Regions from separate parts of the Mus musculus genome. Here regions 1 and 2 are each linked to region 3. The links are chromatin loops, found by intact Hi-C in ENCODE. Cell type or tissue: left cerebral cortex. All regions are shown on one strand.

Region 1 (8,000 bases), 62 kb after region 3:
TTGAAATCATGTATGTGTCTGTGTATATGATGAGTTCAAGTGCCAGAGGGCCCCCAGGTCCTCTCAGGACTGGAGTTACAGGTGATTGTGAGCTAGCTGCCTGACGTGGGCACTAGAAACCAAATTCAGGTCCCCTGGAAGAGCTGTAAGTTCTTTCAAGCACTAAACCATCTCTCCAGCCTCCTCCACCTCTTGAAACAGACCTAAGACAGTGAAGGGAAGGTATGCCCCAAAGGGATGCCCCTTGTGTGCCCCACCCTCTTTCTTGGCCTCTTCCGGGTGTTGAATCCCAGCGGAAGGCCCAGCCCAGCCCAGCCCAGCCCCCTCTGTAGAGTACTACCTGTGCAGCTGTTCGCTTTGTGGCGTGGGTGACATCTGTTCCTCTGTGAGTCATCACCCCACAGCTTTCAACACTCCAGGTGCCCTTTCCCAGGCTCAGGCAGGTAAATACCAGGAGATGATAAACCCTCCCATCCCTCAGCTCAGTGAGACCGCAGAGTACAGAGGCACGCCGACAGCTGCAGATCCCCTTCCCGTCCGAGTCCGCAGAACATCTCTGGTCCCATCCACGACTCTTCCCACGATGCTGCTGGAGCTTTAGATCCCTGCCAGTTGTATTTAGGGCCTTGAGAACAAGTTCTACCTGTCATCTCACCCTGGCCTCTGCAGCAGGCAGACTGCTATCATGGACCTTAATGTCATCATATGCAACCACATTGTTATTCCTGGGAAGCGGAAAGATCGCAGTGCCACTGTTCTATGAAGAGGCTCGTTAGAAGGCCCGCCTTGCTGGCCTGACAGACATGACAGAGCTGTGTGAAGGGGCCAACAAGGAGCCCGTGGGTAGGATCTACATGCTTAGGAGTCTGTGTTACTAAGCAGACAAACACTGGAAAGCAGGGCTTTCTGCCTACGTCAGGAGGAAATGGATCCTGACCGCTCCTGGGATAAGCATGAACCAGGGTGTTAGAACCTACAAGCACCTCAGAACAGTAGGGTGTAGACCTCCCTCAGTATCTATGAACCCCTGAACAGGCAAGGCCCAAACCTCAGCCCCTACCCAGAGAGATTCCTGATCCATGTCTGTCTGTCCTGTCCAGTGCTGTCTGGTAGAGAGAGCCGGTCAGTGTGGTGAGTGGGTCTGATTGTGGTGGCTGTGTTTGGCTGACCCTGTCGCTGCCACCATTGCTTGCCCAGTGATTAGATCCTGTGGTGGTCTGAATGAAATGGACCCCCATAGGCCTACAGGGAGTGGTGCTATTAGCGGGTGTGGCCTTGCTGGAGGAAGTGGTCGCTGGGGAGTCTCAGAGATTCAAGCTTGGCTTAGTGTCAGTCTCTCTTCCTGTTGCCTGTGGAGATGTAGGGCTCTCAGCTCCTTCTCCGGCACTGTGTCTGCCTGCATGCCGTCATGCTTTCTGCCATGATAATAATGAACTAAACCTCTGAACCTGTAAGCCAGCCCGTTAAATGGTTTCCTTCATAAGAGTTGCGGTGGCCATGATGTCTCTCCCCCCAGCAGTAGAACAGTGACTAAGTGACAAGACTCAGGGACTCAGGTGGCACAAGAAACCTTTTCCCAGTGTTCCCTGCATGGCTGGAGGCCCCTCTTCATTAGGACAGAAAGAAGCCACTGCTACTCAAACTTCTCTGGAAGCTACCCAACATCCCAAAGGGCTCTTATCATTACTGGGAACCTGACTGAGGGGGGGGGGGAACAGTGGGCAGGGACAGCTACCCATAACCTTCCAGTATGATCAGGGAAGATGAGCCGAGCTGTGCTCAGTGCTGAACCCAGGTGCCACAGCTGGAAGTCCCTGCTCTGTTCTGGGACTTCGTCTTCGGCAGCAGATGGCTGGGTGCTGGGTGCTGGCACCTCAGAGCAGTGCAGGGTGTACTTGGTATAGTTACTGGCATTTCCCTAGCTAGGCCTGGGACCCTTTGCTTCTGGCATGCTGTCAGGCTGTCCTCAGCTTCCAGGATCCAATAGGAACTGTGTACACATGGCTGTCTGGGTGTCTGCTGGAATTTGGCCTTGATCACAGACCCTACATTCATCTTCCTTTATCCACTCTGGGTGAACCTTGTACCCGATACCCACAAGCAGACTTATTCAGTGTGCCTGTGGCCCACTCAGCCCTGGGTAATATGGTGCTTACTGGTATGCTTGGGAAGAGAGTCATTGAGGTGAATGCTACTGAAATTCCCTCAGAAGGTCCATTCACTAATAAACGGCTTCCTGAGCTTCCTCTCCTGAAGCATCACCTAAAATAAACAGAAAAGCACCCCAACTTCTCAGATCAGGACAAGATGCACTATCTTATCAGCAGAGGTGGGGCAGGTCAGGGAGACAGGGTAGGGTCTGCATAGGGTCTGTATTCTCCCCCGAGGACCCATCCCTCCTCACTGTTGGAGGAGAGATCCCACACAGGCAGAGATGCTGTCCGTGCACACTTCCATACTTGAGGTCCTTCTTGTCCAGCTACAGTGTCGGGTTCCCCATGATCTGCTTGAGTTGTGTTGTTTCCGGCCAGCTGGTCACATGAAGGTCTCCAGGAGGCTGGGGTTGAGGGACATCTCCCTGCAGGGGGCCCCAGCAATGGGCAGGGCTGGTTCCTTCTGAAGCTGAGGGAGACTGGGTTTCTCTTACTCTCCCACTTCTGGTATACATTCACAGGTGTTGGGGTTAATACTCCAGTTTGTGGACTCAGAGTCGGGGTGAATTTCAGTGCGTTGTACTTCCCACGGACTTGGGGATCATCTCATCATCTAGAAAGATCCCATCTCAAACTTCCCGACTTCATTCCAGCCACAGAGATAGGCCTTCCATAATGTCCCATCCACAGGTGCCAGGATCAGGACTTCAGTGTTCCTGGGTGCCAAGGTTAGCCCATGTGGTCCCCTCCTGTCACTTTGCACCCCTTGCTTAGCAACACAGAGTGCTTCTCAGAGCCATGGGTCTGTGTGACTTGATCCAGGGAAGGCTGATATTGGCTGAGGAGATGTGGTGCAGAGGGAAGGGAATTCTGTTAGAGATCTATATTGTGTGAAAAACACCTACAAACTTCTCAACCTAAGGAAAGACAAGGAAGAGCCTTCCGGGTGGGCGGGGCCTGGGGCCTCAAAGCCCAGTTTCAGCGGGAGCTCATCCAGCTAGGCCCTGGAGAGGCCACACCTCCTTCATCTCTCTTTCCTACAAACTTTAGTCATAGTGATCATGAGCTGCCCTTTCCTTCCCTGAACCGCCTCTGCCCGGAAGGCCTGCTGTGTCCCTGTTAACCGAGCAGCAGTCGCCCCATACCTGCTGCTCAGTCATGTTCCCAGCAGCCATTCAGCTCAGAACATCCAACTTCCCCAGAGGGAAAGCCAGTTGTTGATATTAGTGAGTAGCCTGCTGGAGTGAAGGAGCCCAACCCCCTGCCAAGAGCAGTCAATAACCTGGATTACCAATTATCAGTGCCTGCTGGGGCTCAGGCAGCTGGGTACCCAAAACACGAAAACAGATGCTTGCAAGCAATACTGCCTGGACTCCCTCCACACACTGCGGAGTGGTCTCACTCCCTGGATGAAACATCCGAAGCCTTCATGTCCCACCAAGCCTAAGTCTGTTGCTCCCCTCTTCCCTGTCTCCTCTTGGTCTAATTGTTTCGACTTGACCCCCAGACCTTGTAGGATGTTCAGCCTGCTGTCTCATGGGAATTCACATCGGCTCTGACTTCTTCATGAAGATACTGTGGCTGTCCATGTGGATATACAGCCCTGTTCTTCTGTGAATATGTGTCCTGAAAAAGTTGAGACTGTGAGGTCTACCTGAATAAACAGACAGGCAGGCAAAAGGGGGTTTGTGTTACCACTATGAGCAGTGCAGGGCTCCCCACTTGCAGAGAGGAGGGGGCTAGGACTCAGGTGTGCAGGTCATACAAAAAGTTTCAGAAGTGTGGTCAACATGCAGGCTGCTGTAAGAATAATGGGTTTTGACCTCTGCCCCTGCACCCATGGCACCTAGTTGGTCCTCTGAGGCAATGGCTTGCCAGCAATGTCTCTGCAGAGTTGGGACTCCACATCTGTCCCTGGTCAGTGGCATCCTGTGGTCTGTGGGGGTCATTTGTGAGCCATCTCCCCAGGGCAGCTAGGTGCATACTGGGACATACACATCTCTGTGGGCAAGACAGACTCACCTCTATTCCCTTCCCAAGGACAGCCTGAGAAAATGCAGGCTGATGGCTGGTGGCCCCTCAGGTCTGAATCTTTCCGAGGTCTCCCCACATCCCTATTCTATGATCTTCACAGGACCTTTGAATCTTTGATCCCTCCCTCCCTCCCTCCCTCCCTCCCTCCCTCCCTCCCTCCCTCCCTCTCTCTCTCTCTCTCTCTCTCTCCCCCCCCCCTGTAGTGTTCCTGTGGCACCCAGGGCAAGGTCGCCCCCTGGGGGAAGAAGGAGATATCGTCTGGGTCCTGGAATGTTTAGTCCTTGCTGGCTCGACCCTAAGCCCTCCCTCACGTGTCAGACAGCATTCCCCGAGTCTCCCGAGTTCCCAGGGACTCGTGCTTCTTAGTGAGGATTCCGGCTAGGCTCCTTGCCAGCAGCCGGCCTCTGTCCCCAGTGTGGTCCCTCCTGGAAGCACCACAGTGTTGGTGGCAGCCAGTACGGAGCTGCGCGGCAGGAGCCTTCCTGGGGGACCTGGGTGAGTTAGAGCCCAAGCCTGGCACAGTAGGGGAGGTGAACAGCCATAGAATGTCATCTCTCTGTCCCATGAGACCATGAGACCCAGCTGGGCTGGCAATACAGCAGTCACCCTGTCCCAGAGCTGTGCAGCCATGGGGCAAGGCAAAGGCTGGGACTCTGCACCTTTCAGGGAGCATACAGCAGAGGGAAGCCGGTTTGCTTTCGACCCAGTCTTAGGGCCCCTGTGCCTGAGTCTCAGAACCCTGGGCACGCAGCTCGGAAGGGGACCTAACGAGTTTCACCCTCAGTAGGGAAGCAGCCCGAGTGTCCCATTCATTGCCCTCCAGGACACTCCTCTCCCCCATGCCACTGCCCTGTGTGAGGACCCTGGACCTCACGGGGCAGGGTGGAGCCTGGTGGCCACTCCCCTCCGACCCTCTGGGGCAGGGTGGAGCCTGGTGGCCACTCCCCTCCGACCCTCCGTGTTAGGGGAGAGCCATTTTTCCCCTAGACCTGAGCAAGTGCTGGCCTTGGGATCTGCCCACATGCCGTGGTCTGTTAGACCAGAAATAGAACGGGAAGCGTTTCGCTCTGATTTCTGTGCTCATAATTCTAGGGCAAGCTGCCCTTATGAGATGTAGATCGGGGGCGCGCGCGGGGGGGGGGGGGAGTGACTGGCGTGCATAGTTGCGTGTCCTTGACAGAGCTCCAGTTAGCGGCTCTCCTAAGTGGTTACGTCTGAGTATTGACTTGTCTCAGCCCAGAGAGAGCAAGAGAACACAAGCACTTGCAGAGACTTCCTTCTCATCATGACAATTAAAATACAAATTCAGACAGATGGGCAAAGGCCTTGAACCCGCGGCTCCTGCTGAAGAACAGACACGCCTCCAGACTCCAGATCTTTGCAGATGAAAGCAAACGGACTGTGTCAAGGGTCTCGCTGGTACTCCCTGCCTTAATATCATCAGTGAGCTGCCCCATATCTTTCCAGAGTATGTGCAGATGATTCAGGAGGTAGACACGCCCCTGGTTCTGAGACGGCTGAGGGTGGTAACAGAGGCTCAGAGAGGTTAAGTGACTTCTCCTAGGTCACACAGCCTGGAAGGGCGGAGTCGGCATCCGAACTCCTGTAATTACACATTAGCCTCATCCTCTCATCAGCCTTGTAGGATAGATGGTTTTTAAAATATAATTTTACAGATCAGGAAGTGTGAGGAATCCGCTGCCTGTCCATTTTTGCCATTTGACCAGAGAGCACACTGGGTGGAGTATCCTGAATGTCAGCAGTCATTGTGGGACTCGGGAAGAGAGTGTGGGCAGGAGAGGGTGGGCCCCATGGAGGAGCTGTAGGGAGTGTGCAGCTTTGTATAGGTGGGCAGTACGGGGTAGCCCCTTCTAGCCCCGGATCTGGGCGCAGTTTCTGAGGCCAGGAGCAGCCTTGAGTTCTTGTAGAGAGAGTGCTTCGGCGGCTGTGAGCCTTTGGGTTTCCTTCTGTTTCCCAGCATGCCTTGCTGCTTCTCTAGGTTCAGGCACCATCCTCTAGGCCTGTCTGAGCTGGGTCACTGTGTCGGTCGGATTTTTATTTTTGTCAACTTGACACAAACCAGGATATATCAAGGAAGAGGAAATTGTAATTGAGGAAATGCCACAGGAGATTGTCTGTAGGCAAGTCCGTGGGATGTCTTCTTGATTGATGATTGAGGTGGGAGGGTCCAGCCCACTGTGGGTGGAGCCACCACTGAGGTAGGGGGCGGGATAAGCAGGCCGTGGGAACAATCCAGAAAGCAGCGTTCCTGCGCGCAGTCTGCTTCAATTCCTGGCTCCAGTTCCTTCCCTGACTCTTCCTCAGGGATGGACCATACTCCGAGATGAAATACAGCCCCCTTTTCACAAGCTGAATTTGGTCAGGGTGTTTATCACAGCAAGGAGAACCAGACCACAATAACGGTGGAAGCTAGCCAGCTACAACCCTCCCACCCCCACCACGAGACATCTGGGTGGAAGTGGAGAGACCTGTGTGGGGACGCTGGCCAGTGATGTGGCTGGTGTCCATCGGGAACTGGCCCTTGTAGAGGCTTCACGCAGTCTGTGCTCAGGGGGCTACACCTCTCCTCTCTGAGAAGAAGGAGCAAAGGAGAGAGGCATCCGGTTCCAGGTTCTCTCCTGCTGGGGCTCCACTCCTTGTGGAGAGGAAGGCATTTTCTATGGTGTGGATGTGATACCTGGCTGTGGGAGCAGAGTGTCGCTGGAAGACCCGGGCAAAGAAAGGTGGCCAAATGCCCTCTCCCAAAGTAATGGCTACATTTAGGCATCACCTGGCAGGGTAGAAACAGGGACGTGTGACTCCTGCCTGGGCCTGGGCTGAAGGTGGCTATGGAAAGAGTTGGCGGTGTAGTGAAGGCCGACCCTTGCCAGTAGTGTGGACATCATTTCCTGCTGGCGTCCAAGATGGAACCAGAAGCTTGAGAGGGGCCTGCTTTCCCTCTCTCCATGTCTTTCTGAGTGGGGGCTTCCCTCCCTCTCTCCCTCTGTCTTTCTGGGGGTCCATCATTTTTGTCTTGTCTGGGTCTCAGAGCTCCAGGTTATTAGGCTCTGGCTTCTGCAGCCCCCAAGTTCCCAGCTCCTGGATCTGGGCCTGAGTGGTAACCTTGGATGCCCTGGCTCTGGGGAGCCTCCCTGGGTCTCAGGCTGCAGACAGACAGCACGTGGTGGGTCCCCTCAGCCTCCATGACTCCAGCTGATTCCCTCTTGGATCTCAGGCACACACAACCTTTCTTATAGAGGCCTGAATCTGGACTTTCCCGCTTTGCAGTCACGCAAACAAAATCACCCAGCACTTTCTTATAGAAGCCGCGCTCAGTACGCTGAGTGTGGGTCCATCTTGGGCAGTTACTGCGAGGTTTGAGCCTCAGCTCTGCCAGCAGCAGGATCCCTTGCTCCCTACACTGTCCCGTGAGACTAAGATGGGCTGAGCGTGTGTCCCGGATGGGGGCTATGCAGTACGAGTACGTATCTTCCCAACTTGTGTTTACATTGGCTTGGGGTGGGCTAGAGATTGTGTAGTCCGTCTGAAGCTGGGATGCCTGGGTCCCTGTCCACATCCCATTATCCTGGCTTCTTAAAGAATCCCTGGCTAATACAGCCACTAAAGGTCAGGACAAAGAGCCCAACAAGAAGATGGATGAATGGAGGATTTGAAGATCAGATGCCCTGGAAACAAGGGAGCCGTCACTGACCGTGCTAGATGGCGTCGGGGGCACAGCTAAGGTTGAGCAGGTTCAGGTTGGGGGTTGGGGGTTGGGGGTTGGGGGTAGGGTGAAGGATAGGTCAGGGTTAG
Region 2 (8,000 bases), 110 kb after region 3:
CTGCATCCTTCCCCTGGGCCTGTGGTCTTTCTCCAACTCAGGGCCAAGAGGCTCCTGCACTGAGCCTCTGCAGCCAGAGACCCCACCCCTCCACTGTAAGCCAGAACTAGAGAACAGCAGGGCTGAGAGCTCAGGGCAGGTTTCTCATCTCTCCTCCCTCCCTGACCTGAGGCTGGGATGATGCCCTGACATTGTCTGGAATCTCCTCTACTCTCTGCAGAAAGCCAGTGCTGCTGTTACAATGGCCATCTCACCACTGTCTTGGTCTCCCAGTGACCCTGCCCTGTGGGCTTGGAGGAGAGTTCCTTTTCTGTGTGGTTCCATATAATCACTTAACAAAGGATGGCCCCTGTCACCGGGCTCTACCATCCAGCCTGAGGTGACCCCCATCGCAGACCTGTACTCAGGGAGGGTCCTGTTGCCAGGGAAATGCTATGCATGCCTGGCTGAAAATTCCAGGAAACTCTCTTACACCCGGGAAGCAAGACAGATAGAAATTGAGGGTATGTCTGCATAGAGGAGAGAGGGAGGGACACGGTGGAGGGAAGGTAGGTGGGAGGAGCCAGCATGGAGAACATAGAAGTATCTAGAAGGCTGGTAGGGAGTGGGTAGGGCTGTCCCTTCAGCCTTGCTTTGTTTAAGTTCAGGATCAAGGGTCAGCCTCCTCCTTGGGAGCCTCTCTCCTGAAGGTGAAGCCTCCCTATGATTTACAGCCAACTTTAGAGGCAGGTTTGGCAGAGCTTGCCTCGGTTCCCAGCACTCAGGACGCTGCAGCAGGCCAGGCGTGTTGCAATAACAATATTGCAACAATAACAATAATGTACAGCTTCTGCCCAGACTAGGCTGGATAGAGAAACACTGTCTCAAAAAAGGGGGGAGGGGGAGACAGAGACAGAGGCAGAGAGACAGAGAGAAGAGGGAGACCTAAGTCACCCTGATTATACCAACCTAGGCTACCAGGCCAGCCTTTAGTGAACCTGTTTAAAACGAGTATATAATTGTAGAAAAATAGACCTAATAAAAATATCAATTAACTTTGCTGTCTCTCTGTGTGTCTCTGTCTCTCTTTCTGTCTCTCTGTCTGTCTCTGTCTGTCTGTCTGTCTTTCTCTCTCTCTCTGTATGTGTGTGTGGTGTGGTGTTTATGTGCATGTGTAGTGTGTTGTTAGTAGCTATGTGTTTCTGTGGTTGTATGCTTGTGGAGGCCAGAGGTCAATGTTGGATGTCTTCCTCTGTCAATTGCTACCATATTTTTTTGAGACAGAGACCCTCACTGACCCGAGCACACCAATTCTGCTAGGCTGGCAGGCCAGTATCCTTACTGGGGACCCAGGGATCCTCCTGCCTCTGTCTCCCCAGCACAGGGATTATAGACCCACACTGCAGTGCCCATCTTGTATGTGGCTCTGTGGATCCAAGCTTGTGTCTTCACGCTCACACAGCAGGTCCTTCAGCCACTGAGACCTTACTCTTAACCCTTCTTCAGTGTTAACTGTATCAGCAGCATTACTTGTGTCAGACTGTTCCCAGGAAAACTTCCCACTGGATACTAGCAGCCCCCCTGGCCTTGGCATCCCTACTGACTGTACAAACGCACACTCTAGCCACCCCCACCATCTGCCTGTTTAAATGCACAACCTGGGTCCCCCACATGAGTGGATTCGCAGAGTACTTTTTTTTTTTAAATTTCCACAAAGTTCAAATGAAAATGCGCACCCAAGATGGCTCTTGCTGTCTTAAATTACTTCTCTGTTTGAAACCCTTTTCCTATTGATCCCTGAATATGGAGATATAGCTCAGGGAATATTCCACCAACAGGAGCTGTGTGCTGACATGACCCGAGGTCCCCATTCTTTTCGAAAGGTTGACTGAGGTCTGCAGTAGATCGATAACCCCACAGAAGCATTGTGGATGCTTCAACTTAGGCCTCATAGAGTAGCCCAATAGGCACCTCTTGGAGATGGCAGGCTAGACAGAGGGTTGTACAAGGGGCTTCTGTTGTCCATTCTGGGACCATAGGGAAGGGGCTAGCACCTCAGTCCTCTTCTCCGCCTCACTGGAGAGACAAGTGTGGGGCTCTTGGAGCAAACAGGGGTCCTCACAGCCCCACCCACAAATCCAGGATGAAACCTTCATGTGTCTCCTGGAAAGGTCAGTGCTCAAAGTCTACCACTGTTGAGTCAGGAGAAAGGGTATCCCACCGGAGTCTCCTGGGAGAGTTGAGTCCCATACCCATGCTTCCTGCAGCTATGGGGACTCTTCACCCAGCTCCCAGGCCAGCTTGCTTCCAGGGCTGTATGTCCCTAGAAGGTTCGAAACTCTCTGTGACGGATCTTCCAGTTTGGCCATTCTCTGGGCCTGGGACCTGCGGGGCAGCACCAGCACTCATGTCACATCGTGTCACCTTCGTTGAGGGTCCCGAGAGCCCTGGCTTCTTGGCTTGTGTCATCTACAGGTGTGGAGGAAGTCCCCTTTCTGCTTGAGAGTCTTAGAGGCCTGTAGTTGTGGGATGGGTGTTTCTAGTGAGAGCCCTGAGGGGCAATGGAAGCCCACACACATTGCCCCAGAACTCACACAGCACTCAGCAAGATCGCTTATGGCTGCGATGTAATAATACATCCTCATGTCCAGGGACTCTCACTGGCTGGAACTCTGGGCTGCCACTTACTGCTGCTCACACACAGACAGGTTTGGGTGCCTTTTCCTGACCAGGCTGCTGAAGGATGCTGCAGTCACTGGCCGCTCCTGCACATAACCAGGTCCCCTTTCTCTCTTGGGGGGACTCAGGATCTAGAAGTCTGTCCTGAGTCTTGGTCCAAGTGAACTTGTAGGTGGTGGTGGATGGAAAGGGACCCCATAGGCTCCTTCCTGTGTTATAGGTGCAGCAAGCAAATCTCTGCCGTCCACGGGTTAGAGAGGGAGGAGGAACATGGAGGGAGTATTAGCCAGTGGCAGGCATGCTTGGGTGATGTGTTCCTGAGGAGGCAGCTCAACATTGCCTCCCCAGCAGCTCGACTGCTCCTGTGGTGAACTCAGACCACCACAGAGTCTATGTCTTTAACGCTGAAAAGGATTTCAGCGCTGGCTGGTGTCCTAAGCTGAGTTGGGAGTTTTGTTAAAGATTCCTGAACTCAGTATTGACAGTGAAAAGAAATACTGAGAAGAAGTCAAGACACTCACCGGAGTGTGGGTTTGGGCTTCTCAAAGAACGAGTCGTATTTCAACTAGAAGGCTGTAGATCGGCATTTGGCAGCTTTTGGGGGATTTTGGTACGCAACATGTTTCTGGGACCCCACTGTCCTCTGCCTGTGTTTCTTTCATTGATAATAAGGCGACGGCTTGGCTCCACGGGTGCCTGGGATGAGATTACTATCTAGTCAGCTCAAACCAGGAGCTGCTGGGGTTGCACAGGGCCTTTAGAACATGCCCTTCCCCTGTACCGTCTCGGGTAAGACGCCTAGAACATGTAGACGCATGCCTGGGAGAATGAAGGCCTTAAGGGTGGGTAATTTGCTAGTGAGAGACTTCAGTCAGATGCCAGGGAAGCAGCTCTTTTTCCTGTGTTCCTCAGGCTTTCTGTATTTTCCTCTCCTGCCACGAGTCCAGCTTTTCTCGGTAGGCTCTGCACACAGGGCTGAAGCCTTCCATCATGGTCCCACCAATCCTTGGCAACCACCGGAGTGGGTATATTTGGGCTTTGTGTGGGCAGTGAGCCTCCCTGTGCCCCAGGGGCTGCTGCTATTTACTCTCTTCCTTTCTGCCTCCACAGGATTCCGTTGGTGAACTTGTACAAACAAAACAACAAAACAAAACAAAAAAATTATAAAACCTAAACCTAAACTATCTAAGGGGAGGGTCCCGCACCCGCTGCTTCTGTTTGCCCGCGGGAACTCAGCTGAGCAGGACACCCAAGGCCAAATCTATTTTTGTAAAATTGCTCGTGCCTAGGGGCGCTCCCGTCTCCCAGAGTTTTCTCCGGAGAGCAGAAAGAAGACACGCAAGAAGCGGACTGGAGACGGCAGAGAATGCCATGCAGAGAAGGACAGGAGACAGCTCCCGACGCCTGGGACTCGCACCACGATTCTGAACCTGTGCCAATAATACCACTATGTGCCATGTAATGACCCGGAAGCTCGGCAGGAGCCGAGCCCAGCGAACCACGTGGAGAGATCTTAACAGAGGACAGGGGTGGGGATCACTTCCGGTAGAGTCACTATTTCTGGTTAATATACATATATAAATATATAAATACCAACACACAGACACACACACTTTTTTTGTACTGTAGCAATTTTTGAAGATCTTCAATGTTCCTTTTTAAAAAGAAAAAGAAAAAAAGAATTGTGTTCTAGTCACAAAACTTGATTTATTTAACATGCTTAGTATGAACAGAAATAAACCTGTGTTTTGTACTTTGGCAAATCACATCACACGCAGCACACACACACATGCACCCGCACCCGCACCCGCACATACAAACATACAAGCATTTATATGCATATATTGGAGAAGCCGTTCTGCAGGTCGTCCAGGGAGACAGCCTCAACCCAGAGGACGAGCCCTTACGTGACAACTTCCATCCGTCAGACACTTGCCGAACGGTACTCATGTGTGGCTTTATCACTTGGGCCAGAATTAAGAATGCTGTGGTTTTCTCTCTGTGTTCACACACACGGTCAGTGCTGCATTTCTTCATTTAACTGTCTGAGGATGCTAACAGCCACACGCGCTCACGCAGCCGACTGCCAACGAGTGAGCCTGAGAACCAGGTTGGGTGGGTGGCAGATTCTCGAACATTTGTGTCATACAAGCATAGACTGAACTAAAGAGATTTTACAGTTCCATAATTAAAGGAATATATCCGTACACGGTGTGTGCTTGTGTCGGGGATGCACTCAGGAGCCCAGGAGAGATCCAAACTCAATGATTCTGTGTGTGCCCAGCTCTGGTGGCTCCTGTGGGCCATGCTCTGGTACAAACTTTCTCCTCCTCCTATTGCCGAACAGATGCTGGGCTTTTTCTTGGGTCAAGTGTGACCAGGAAGGTTGGAGAAACGGGGGGCACAGTGATGTTTGTTATTAAGATGCTACATTGGGACTTCTGTTGGGTCATAGACAGAATGTCTCCTAGAAAACCCGCATCATACTCCCTGGTTTGGAATTACTGCCGTGCCCAAGGTAGGCATCTCCCTGCAACCCATCTCCGTAGGATCCCAGTAGCAGGTGCTGGGAGGGGCCTGTGGACCTGTTTCACACTCTTCAAAATTGTGTGTGTGTGTGTGCACTGCCTGTATGTATGTATGTATGTATATGTGTGTTGTCTGTCTGTCTGTGTGTATATATAAGTATGTATGTGTGTGTTGCTTGTGTGTGTGTGTGTGTGTGTGTGTGTGTGTGTGTGTGTGTGTACCATGTGCAGACAGTAGCCATGGAACCAGAGTTACAGATGTTTGTGAGCCTCTCTGTGAGTACTGGGAATCAAACCTGCTTCCCTGGAAGAGCAGCCAGGGCTCTGAATGGCTAAGCCACCGACAGACCCACAGCCTGACACTCCTGTGCATTACAGACCAGGGGCTAGGTCAGGTGCAGGGGATCTTCTTCAGAGAATGTGTTTTCTCGGCATGGCCCAGATAGGAGTCAGTAGCAGCAGGAGAATGCAGGAAAGACTGCAGACAAGGTGAAAGGTTGAGGACAGACAGACAAACACTTGCTTCTTCCCAAGGACTCTGTCCTCTGGAATCGACCTGATGCGAAATGTGCTTGGTGGAGCTAGCTTTCGTATGTCCCTGGGCAAGTGAAAAGGGTCCGATGGTGGAGGGCAACGGTGCCTTTACAATTCAGACGTGTTAAGTACTGTGTCCACAAATCACTCAAAAATTTGGAAGATGTTTCTTTTGGATTTCATTTTTATTTTTCCATCCCTGCCCCCAAAGCAAAACAATGCAAACACTTGCCACTGGCATGTTGCAGCTCCGGGGTCACAGGGTTCTCCTGCATGATGCTGAAATGTGCGTCTTCTCTGCACGTCACCTGGCTCCCGTTCCTCCCACTGGCCTCAAGCATTTCCATCAGAGGTGGGCTTTGGGGTTGTGTTAGCCCTGGGTGAGCAGGTAAGGCAGGGTTGACAGCATCCTTTAGCAGTGGGGGGCCGGTGCTCAAGCCAGGGACTTTCTGAGCTGCAGAGCAAGCCCAGTCAGTGAGGATGGTGATAGTAGCTGCAGAGTCATCTCTACCCACACTCAACATCAGCCCTAGCACAAGGTTGGACTCTGGTGTCTTGAACTCAGAGTTCCTAAGATACCAAAAGTCAGAGGGAAGGTTAGAACAACCTCTAGCCCTCATAAGCCCGTGGTAACTCCTTTGATACACCCAGAGCAGGGTCCTGGGGACCAATTAGGTAGAAGTGTATGTGCACACTGCAGAAGTGTGTGTGCATACTGCACCACAGAGCTCAGTCCAGCCCGGTCACTGCCAAAGTAAAGCAAGGCTGCCAAATCCAGGGGATACACTGATGATTTATGTTAATCTTGAGTGGCTTCCTCACCTCCTTGCCCTTAAACAGGAAGTAGATTTATGGGAGAGAAGAATATGGCCATGAGGTGTCCACTCAGCTATAGGACTGTGGGTTGAGGCCCAGCGTGTGACTCCGGTGTCTCACATATCTGGGGAGTTGAGGGACAGTACCCTGAAGTGTGAGTGGTCCCCACTCTGCCCTTCACATCTATAATCGAGCCTACTAATAAATACCCTACATCTTACTAGCACCCTTAGACACCCATCTGTCTGTCTGTGTTTTCTCTGGCTGTCTACTTTAACTGCTGTTCTTACCAAGGTAAGTCAAAGGTAATGTCCCTAAATATCCACTTGAGATGTGGATAAACCCATATATCCACTTGAGTCGTAACGTTTTAGCTTCACACCGTTACAGGCTTCCAAGTCATTTGGCTCTTCACAGACTGCGCAGTGCCCCCTCTACAACTTTTGACGTAATTAGCATTGGCTCTCAAAAGCCATCTCTCTGCAAGGCCAATGGAATCTGTCTCTAGGTTTAGTCACTTCTAATCTCCACACATGAGGTATCACTTTGGAGTAGTTAAAACCCACAAGTGGTTACTTTTGTTTTTAAACACTAAGATGAGATTTCTCAGCAGGCCCAGGGAAACCTCCTGATCTCCTGGGCTCACCATCCTGAGATAGGTCCGAGGTAGGCCTAAGCATGTCATACCACTTACTTCAGCATGGCAAGGACACTCAGAGACAGGTATGGTGGGGTAGCTTCCTCATAGGACAAGGAGAAGGTTTCTTCCATGTGTTTCTGGTACTTCCTTCCCATCATGAGTCTAGCTACACTTCTGTCAACCCCAACTCCTCTGGAGCTCCTTGGCTCTAGGAAGTCATGTTACTGTTACTGTTGATCTTGCCTTCTTAGGTTCTTAAGCATGCCCAAATGTCTCCCAGGGGCACTGTGGCTTCTGGGAGCTTTCTCTCTGCAGGCGCTCATTGACAGTGTTCATTCATTTTCTGGTATCTTGTGAGACCATGTCCAGCTCATCAGCTTAGTCGTAAAGTGAGTACGTCTGCTACAGTCTCTATTTTGGCTCTCCAGAACTGGGGAAGCAGGGAAGGAGAGAAGGACAGGGAGAGAGGGGGGAAGGGGAAGGGGGAAGGGGGAGACAGAGAGACACAGGCTTACAGAGAGGGAGAGAGGGGGAGAGACAGACTGACAGAAAAGAGAGACATGAAAAATGTATTAAAAGAGACAGGTAGGGTTAGATCTTTTACCTTCTCCCAGGTGTCTAGGATCTTCTAAAATTCTTGGAAGACAAGATGGGGATACAGGGCTGAGGCTAGACCACAGCATTTCCACACCCAGGTTGGAAGTTCCCTGTCATTCATTCCAAACTGGCACCAAGATCCACATTTTTTTCTGTCTCCATCCATTGCCCACTACACTCTTTTATAAGGGTTAGCCTGACGCACATGAGCCCTCATGCTCCTTCCA
Region 3 (8,000 bases):
TGCTCCGTCCGCTAGGACTTCCCTGCCTCCTTACTTTGTAAGATCATCTCCCTCCAACCCCCAGGACCAGGGCTCTGCGGGAAGAGGACCCAGAAGTGACCAGGCATTCAAAGCGCTGAGTCACCTGGGTGTCTCTCTGGACGACAGACTGGCACACAGCTAGTCGCAGCTGCACGTGCGCTGGGCCAACTCATTTAGTCCTAATTAAAACCTCCTGAGGGAAAGCACCGGAAACGGGTCTTGTAAGATGAGAAAGCCAAGAGTCGGAGAGGTTGCGTAATAGACATAGGACCCCAAGACAGTAGCACCCCATACCTAACTTCAGTCTCTTGCAACCATGCTACCTTGCTCCCAGATACTTTCTTTAGGGCCTGAGAGGGAAAACAGAACCATGTTGTCCTGTCCAGCCTGGGTGGGGAGAATCTCTGGCTGCCAAAAACCTTGGACTGGAGGCTCAGGGAAAAGGACCTGCCTGGGTGCACAGTGAATCCCAGGAAGACTGGCTCCTCCCCCCCCCCCAGCAACCCTCCCAGGGAGGCCTCACCCTCTCTCTCCTGAGGGGGGCAACTGCTGGGCTGAAGTCACTTGCTTGCAGCACCCTGGCAAGTCCCCAGTTGCCTCTCTTTACCTTCCCGGCTCTGACTCTAAAGTCCAAGCAGGAAGACCGCAGACTGAAGCTCATTTCTAAGGCCCCTGGCTTTGCATTTCTTCCCCACTATGTGTGGAGCTGAGAGCTGGCTTTTGTTCCTACAGTTCCTCAGGGACTAGGCAGCTAAGGCCTCCGTGGGATCCTCTGCCTTTATGTCACTCCTTTCAGTGAAAGGGGACCACAGAAAGCCTGTCTTTCACTAACCGGACATGCAGACACAACTAACCAGGTAGGCACCAGGGAGTGCTGGGTGGGAGAGTGGGCAAGATGTCTGGGAGTGCCAGGTTCAGAACTCCCTGGCTCTGCGAAGACAGCAGATGCCATAAAACCAAGAAGGAGGGGGAACTGCGCTGGAGACTGAATAACCGGGCAGAAGCATGCTCCAACCAAAGGCTGAAACTTCATCTGCCTGGAGAGAGGCCAGGCCCAGGCAGTGGGGAGACTCCCCAGGAGGACCCTCCCCAGCCTCTCGCATCGCCTGCGCCGTGCAGCTCCGCAGGAGGAAACTTTTCGCACAGCCTCAGCTCCCCAGTCCCATGAGAACCTCCTCTCCCCAAATCAGCCCTCTGCGTTCAATGGGCGTACTTAGAACAGGGTCCGAACCTCTTAACTGCTTCGCATGCCATCTGGTTACCGTGGCAACACCATCCGGCGGCGCCGGGCGGTCCAATCGGAGCCTGCGGCCTCTTTCGAGCCTTTCCCAAGGTGGAGACCCGGACGCGGCCAGGGATGGGGAAGGGGTGGGCCCGGTTCTTCTCTCTGGCGCCGCCCAGGCCACTCAGAGCCCAGGTCGCCAGTCCAGCTCCAGCGAGGTGGGCTGGCAAGCTAAGCCGACCGGCCGGGTTGGGGGCTCCGACTCCAGGTTGAGGGGCGGGGAAGGAGGGTGACGTGAGCCGGGCCCGGCGGGCGGAGTTGGGACCCGTTCGCGGAGGCGGGGGCAAGCGCTTCTGGAGGCAGACGCGCAGAGGGAGGCGGCCGAGCGGCGCGGGCGGCTCTGCGGAGGGCGCGGTGGGCGCGGGCGGCGGGGCCCGGGATCCCCGCGCGCCTCCTCCGCGCGGCGGCGCCGCCGCGCGTCCCCACGCCCCGCGCTCCACGCTTCTTCGCCCCGCGCCTCCCCTGCCCGCCTTCTGGCAGTCTCCGGGCCGCGGCTGTCTGCAGAGCGAGCGCTTAGACGGAGCTCTCCAGCAACTTGATCGGTGTCAGAACCTGGGACAGAGGCCCCTCGACCCGGCGGCGCGTGGAGGCGACCCGCGTGGGCCAGAGGGGCGATCTTCTCAACCCCCGGGCAACACCGATCACAGCCTCGCAGCTCCGGCTGCAGGCTAGATCCTCGCACGGCTTGCGGAGCCGCCCGCTTCGCTACTCGTCGCCCCGGAGGACGAAGCCCCGCTCCTCGGACCCTCGCGGCCGGCGACAGACCCGGAGTGCGCCCGCCTCGCTGCCGCCCGCGCCGTGTGGCCTGCGGTGGGGGCCCCGCGCCCCGAGAGCCGGCGGGAGGATGTGCGTCCCCGCGGGCCGGCCCGCCTGAGCCATGCGCCCCCTCGGCGGCGGCGCGCCGGCCGGCATGGAGCCCCGCGCGGCCGCGCTCTGACTCGCTGTGCGCCCCGCGGCCGGCGGGCGGCGGGCGGCGGGTGGCGGCGGCGGCCCGAAGCCGAAGAGCGGCGCCACGGGACCGGAGCGAGCGGGCGCGGGCGCCGCGCAGATGGCTGGGGCAAGCAAGGTCTGAGGCTGGGTTCCCTGAAACGTGACCATGTGGATCCAACAGCTTTTAGGACTCAGGTGAGCGACCCGGCTGGAGGCAGGGTGCATGGGGGGGTGGTGCGTGGGCGCTAGGCTGGGCTGCTGCTCACTGTTGCAAACCGAGGCACGGCTTCTCGCCTCCCCGAGGCGGCCCGCGTGGTGCACCCGAAGCCACGGAGCGCGGCCGCCTGCTGGTCCCTGAGGCCGGACAGAGAGAGGCAGGGAGCGGCCGTTCTCCTACGCTCCGCGAGTCGAGTGGGGTCGAGGTAGGGGCGCTTGCCCCAGTAACCTGGCAGCGGGGCTGGCCGGCGCGCCCGCTGCCCAGGGCGCCAGCAGCGCAGTGTCCTGGCCGGCGGCCCCGGCGCGGCTCCTCTCCGGAGCCCGGCGCGAGTTGCGGGCCATTGGGCGCGGTGGACTCGGGGGCCGGGGCTGACGCTGGATCTGCCAGGGAGAGCCACCGGCCCTCCCAGTTCTCGAGCAGCTTTGCCGTGGAGTTGGAGAAGCCCAGAACCCTACAGCCGCTCCGTCAGCCCTTCTCTCCGTTCCTAGGGCCCCTGGGCCCCTGAACTGAAGTGTAGTAGGAGCACAGCTGCCGACCCAGCTGCTTTGGGGTGACCTCCGGGCAGAAGGTCGCACGCAGCTGGCAGACAGCTGGGTCTGGAGAGCTTTTGGATTCTGGGGAAGCGACAACAGGCAACTGCCTCTAAGCACCTCTCACAGGCACACAGGGCTTGTCTGTGTCCGGGACCTTCCGGGCCAGTAGGAACTCAAGCCCAGTGCGGTTATGGGGCGGACCAGAAAGACCCTTCTCTGCAAACTTTGCCCACCTACCGAGTCGCTCAAGCTTCTCTGGATCCTGCCTTGGGGTCCCCAGAACGCAGTTGCCCCCTTTACAGAGCACAGTGTCTACTACCCTTGCCTTCATGTAAGGGGGTCTCTGGCCAGAGCTGCTGCGCCTGGGTCGGGATTTGGGACCCAGGTTGAACATCACAAATGGAAGCTGAGAAAGGCTGCTTGCGCTTCTAGTGTTTGTCCACTGGGATGCACTGCGCTCCCGTGTTGAGGATACAAGGGGTCGGTGGCTGCTGGAGCAGACTGCCTCAGTCACCCACCCCCACCAGCATGAAGCTGGGGAGAAAGTGGGGCCAAAGGAGGGAGGAACATGCGCGCGACCTGATTTTGAGAAGTCTGAAGGAGACTGGCATGAGAGTGTTTTCTAGCTGTCCTTGATTTGCGAGTGGTTCTGGCGCCCAGGAATACATGCTGGTCAGCATCATCTAGGGAAGACTGTCACGTCATTACTGGCATCCCCTTTCCTGGTGGCTGGGTTTGTTTGCGCTGTGGACTTTAAGAGGTTAATAATCGGGCCGATCTGCGATCTGCTCTGTGTGGGGCACCGGCTGGGCCTGAATCTTTCAGTGGGCTGTGCTAAGATTTAGGTTCCCGCAATTCTGGGGTGTGGACCAAACTAACCAAGGACATCTTTTCTGACATGAGCCTGATCTAGATGCCCTGTCTGTCTGTCTGTCTGTCTGTCTGTCTGTCTCCCCTTCTGCTTCCGACTGTCCCAGGGCTCAGCTAGATCCCAAGGCTTCCAGAGCAACCCAGTGGGATTCCTTCCCTGCCCAGAGGCAGCTTGAGCTCCTAGATGCAGCAGTCTGGCACTTGCTTGCCAGTGGCAACTTACCTGCACAAGTTGTTAGGTTGAAAGGGCAGTGCATTTTGATAATAGGGAGAGAACAAATGCCAGGCAGAGAAACCTCCTTTGGGGCTCAAAATTCACAGTTACCACAGAACAAGAATAACTGTGCAGGGACATGGCCAGACTTCCAGACATGGCTCTGTTACTGATTTTGAAGTTTGGCCTTTTAGGATCCCTCCCTGCCAGATGCTAGTGTGCGTGATCTTCTACACATATACCCCAGAGGAAGGGCGGCTACTCTCTGCAGTTCTAATAGGAAAGCTAGCCCTGTGTTTGTATCAGAGGATCGAGACGGCTTTGTTTCCTCTGGACGGGGCACACGGAGCCCAAGCCTAGGAGTTACACTTCTCCCTTGTAGCTCTTCATCCTTGCTTGCTAACTGCTCCCCACTGCACTATGGATGAGCACTGGGCATCTTGCTGTCAGGCTTTGAGCTTGGTTAGGACAGGTACCACCTCCAGCAGAGGTGGCAGAAGGCATCTCATTCTGCTTGGGGAAAGGAAGCTCCCTGTACGCCGAGGGAGGGGCTTCCTTGCTCCCACTCTGACCCAGGCTTGGTTACATCTGCGGTAGTTGAGCTGAGCTGTACACTGAGCCTCACTGCTTTAGGAGCAAAGGCAGACAGAGTTGGGCTTGCTTAGCTGTTGGGTTCTAAAGCAAAGGCAGACAGAGTTGGGCTTGCTTAGCTGTTGGGTCTCTGAGCACTCAAGGCGGGGGAGGGGGGGGCGAGGGATGGAGAGCAGGGGGAGGGAGAGCAGCGGCGGGGGAGGGGGTGCTTACTCAGCAGGCAACCCAGGTCCCCAGATCTGGCTGGCTCTGGTAGCCCATTGCCTCTGAGTCTGACCTGAGGAGACCATGACCTCTTGGGGTTGTGTGGAGTAGCTGGGAACAGGCACCCGAAGCTTTTGCTAGATTCTGTTTAGGATCAGGTAGACAGTCAAAGACTCAACCCTGGCTATGTTCCTCAGAGCCATTCCTGTCTCTTAACACCGAGCAAGCGAGCAAGCGAGCTTTCTTTCAGCATCCCTTCTGCTAGGGAGGCCCTGAGTACGTTAAGAACACAATTCACAGTTTTCTCAAGCCTTTCCAGTGTGTGCTGTGTTGTGTCTGGGCTTCCCGGCAGGGATCCACAGGGCTGCTGTCACCAGCCCCAGCATAAAGTCCCCCAGCAGCTGGGGCTGTGCAGCCAGGCTTTAGTGGATGGAGTCAATGCTTTGTCCGCAAACACTGGGCACCGGGTGAATGCTGGCTCGCTCTCATTTCCAGCTGCTGTTACTAAATTGATTGCAACTGGAATCCATCTAGGGTCAGAGGCCATGATACTCATCTGGACAATAACGACGGACTAAACGGTAAATTTGGAAGGTAGTGGAACGCTTCCAGCAACATGGGCGCACCCCACCCCTCACTTTCATCCTTGGGCCAAATGGAGGAGTTGGTAGTAGACGCCCCCTCCCTGCCTGTCTCTGTTCATTTATTTATTCCTCTGCTTCTTTGCCTTGGAGGAAGAACAAGAGCTCACAGCTCACAAGCAGCTCCAAGCTTCTCCCTGAGATGTCTACCTCTGGTCCCTCGAGATCAGAGGTAGCTGGTTAGCTTGTTCAGTCCTCTGTGTGTCTGGATCCTCCTAGGCTGGGGTCACTTAGGGGTTAGTTCCCCCCAATGACAATTTCTGACCCCCAACAAAAGCAGGGTGTTTGCCAGGCATTGCCCTGAGCATTCTTTGGGAAGTAAACGGATGTTCAGCACGTTATGGGAGCCTGAGTTCCCATACAGCCTATGGATTTGCAGCCCCAAGCTGTGGGTCTCTTGAGCCTGGGGCTTTTCTTTAGGGGTTACGAGAGAGTCACATGGTTGTGATACACAGTTGCTGGGTTTGCTTCAAAGGGTTACAAGTCAGTAGAGACCAAATTGATGTAAAGATTAGCTCAGAAAGCCAAATATATCCTTGATCTAGATTCCTGCGTTTGAAGTCTGGCTGGAGAGGGTTTTGCTTGCCTCCTGCCTGGCAGACCTAGGGGGAGACAGGCTAGGGGTTTGTGAGTCCAGAGCAGTGGAGTGCAAACCAGGCTTATTCCTCCTCAAAGACCCCTTCCAGGAATTCAAAGGGGCTGGTGACTCATGAAGTGCTAGTGGGGAGCTGTTGTTATGTAACTCAGCTAAGCTGCCTGGAGTATCAGTCAGGCCACAGTGTGCCCCTGTCAGAGCCCACCCGTGTCAGGGGGGAGGGTCAGACCAGCTGTAGGGATTGGTCCATTTGCTGAGAACGCTCACCATGGCGGCAAACTGCACCCCAGCCAACGTCACACAGGAGTATGTGATGTTTCTTCAGGGTAGGCCATGAGGGCCTACTTGGGGATCCCTAGTAAGCTGAGAATGGTCCCCTACGTTCATTGGAGCAGGGTGGTAGTGACCAAGCTGTGGGCAGATGGCCTGATTTAAGTGGGGCAGGCAGGTGCGGGAGATAGCTTGAAGGCGCTTCTGGCCCCTCACTTTTTACAAAAGGATCCAAGGATGATGGAAAGAGCCATAAATCAAATTCTCTGGGTCTGTGGGGTCCCCCAAATTCTCTGGGTACCAGGGAAGAGGCCAGAGCGGAGAGTAGTGTTTGAAATTGTAATTTGTGAGAGTCAGGTCCTGTGCCCCTCCCACCCCTCTCCTCTCCCTTCTCCCACTCCTCCTTCCTGGGTCCAGGGCTTGTGAAGGGAAGAGAAACATGGCTGTGCCCCACAGAAGGCCACTTCTCCCTCCTTTATCCCCTCCATTCCACTAAAGAGTTGGGTACAGAGCTGGGATTCGCCTGCTCAGATGTCATCTGTCACTTTTGCCTCTCTTGCTGGCTTGACAATCTTCTTGGTCTGCTCATTGTCCTTTGTCAGATGTTTTCTTTGGGACTGACCTAGAAGGGATAGGGTCTGCACCCTCTGGGTTCCCTTCCCCATCCTGTTGTTAGCCTTCTGGGCGATTGCTTGGGCATGGTCCCGAGTCTGGCTATCTGCTATTTCAGGGTGTCATCTCTGCTCCTGCTTGCATTTGCCCCAGGGGCTGCTGGGAAGGCGAAGGGGCAGGGGCATGCACCTTGCTGTGGGGACTGTATGCAGTGGGGAGGGAGGTAATGCCATGTAGTGACACACACATAAGCATCTTGGATTGTGCTGGAGGGGATGCCCAGGGTCCACAGGCTGACGGTCCTCATTGCTTCCTGGGAAGACCACATGGGAAAAGCCTGTGCGAGCTTAACTGTGTCAGCATGGCACAGTGCCCCTGTTTTATCAAGTCCTGCTTTTGTGCTTCCACTGAAATCCAGGAGAGAGTTTCCAGCCTTAGGCTCAGGCGTTCTCCTGCTCCAAATAGATGTCGCTGCTTCAACCTGGCTTATTGGGGGTGAATCATATCACTGGATTTTTTACCATTAGAGATTCACTCCTTTGGCTTAAAGGTTTTTTCTCCTCCCAATTAGAATACAGACATGCTCGCAAAAAACAATCCCTCCTAGTCCTTTCTTTCATGATCGGTTCAGAATGCTGAGAGGCAGTACTAAGTATTTGGAGAAAGGGTGGTTGTGGGGGAGAAGAAAGCAGTGAGGTGGTGTCTGTCTGTCTGGCAGTGGGGTTGGGGGGCAAGTGCCATTGAGTGAGGAGGGGGAGTCCCGAGGAACGAAGGGGAGCCCCAAGGGGCAGGGTGGGCAAAGGCATTGTCTGGTGTAGCAGTCTGCAGGTGCCTCTTGTCTTTCATTGTCTGCAGCTTGGGCCAAGTGTTTTTCTGCCCTCTAAGAACATAGATCCTTGCTGGTCTAGCTCTCCTGAAGATAGATTTGTGATCAGTGTATGTATGTATGTATGTCTGTGGGTGCAAAAGAGGCTGGGGGCTGGGGCATCAGTTAATGAGCTTTGGCCAGTACACACCCAA

Evidence for each region. Peaks named below come from ENCODE experiments on the same cell type or tissue, not always from the same donor. Only the 100,000 strongest peaks of a DNase experiment are listed, where the experiment ranks them.
Region 1: it touches region 3 in a loop (4-fold over the local background); 6 of 42 quality-filtered maps call a loop at or near these places.
Region 2: a loop joins it to region 3, with 5 times the contacts of the local background. A loop is called at or near these places in 2 of 42 quality-filtered maps.

What each region holds. Positions count from the first base shown.
Region 1 is chr4:153,414,666-153,422,665 of GRCm38, reverse strand. All of the region lies in intron 2 of Ajap1 (adherens junction associated protein 1), which reads left to right. Among named protein-coding and RNA genes, the nearest start is that of Ajap1, 64 kb to the left of the region's middle. In left cerebral cortex, a CTCF peak has its summit at 4,455 (motif pointing left); DNase peaks (open chromatin) are centred at 4,567, 5,315 and 6,395; H3K27ac peaks cover 709 bases.
Region 2 is chr4:153,370,086-153,378,085 of GRCm38, reverse strand. Ajap1 (adherens junction associated protein 1) reads left to right here. Exons shown (of 6, transcript NM_001099299.1): 6 at 3,769-4,865. Among named protein-coding and RNA genes, the nearest start is that of Ajap1, 110 kb to the left of the region's middle. In left cerebral cortex, no CTCF peak of the experiment used is centred here; DNase peaks (open chromatin) are centred at 3,663, 4,025 and 4,765.
Region 3 is chr4:153,476,557-153,484,556 of GRCm38, reverse strand. Ajap1 (adherens junction associated protein 1) reads left to right here and starts at 1,727. Exons shown (of 6, transcript NM_001099299.1): 1 at 1,727-2,428. The coding sequence starts at 2,400. In left cerebral cortex, a CTCF peak has its summit at 3,416; DNase peaks (open chromatin) are centred at 6,053, 6,285, 6,411, 7,331 and 13 more places; H3K4me3 peaks cover 5,221 bases; H3K27ac peaks cover 6,705 bases.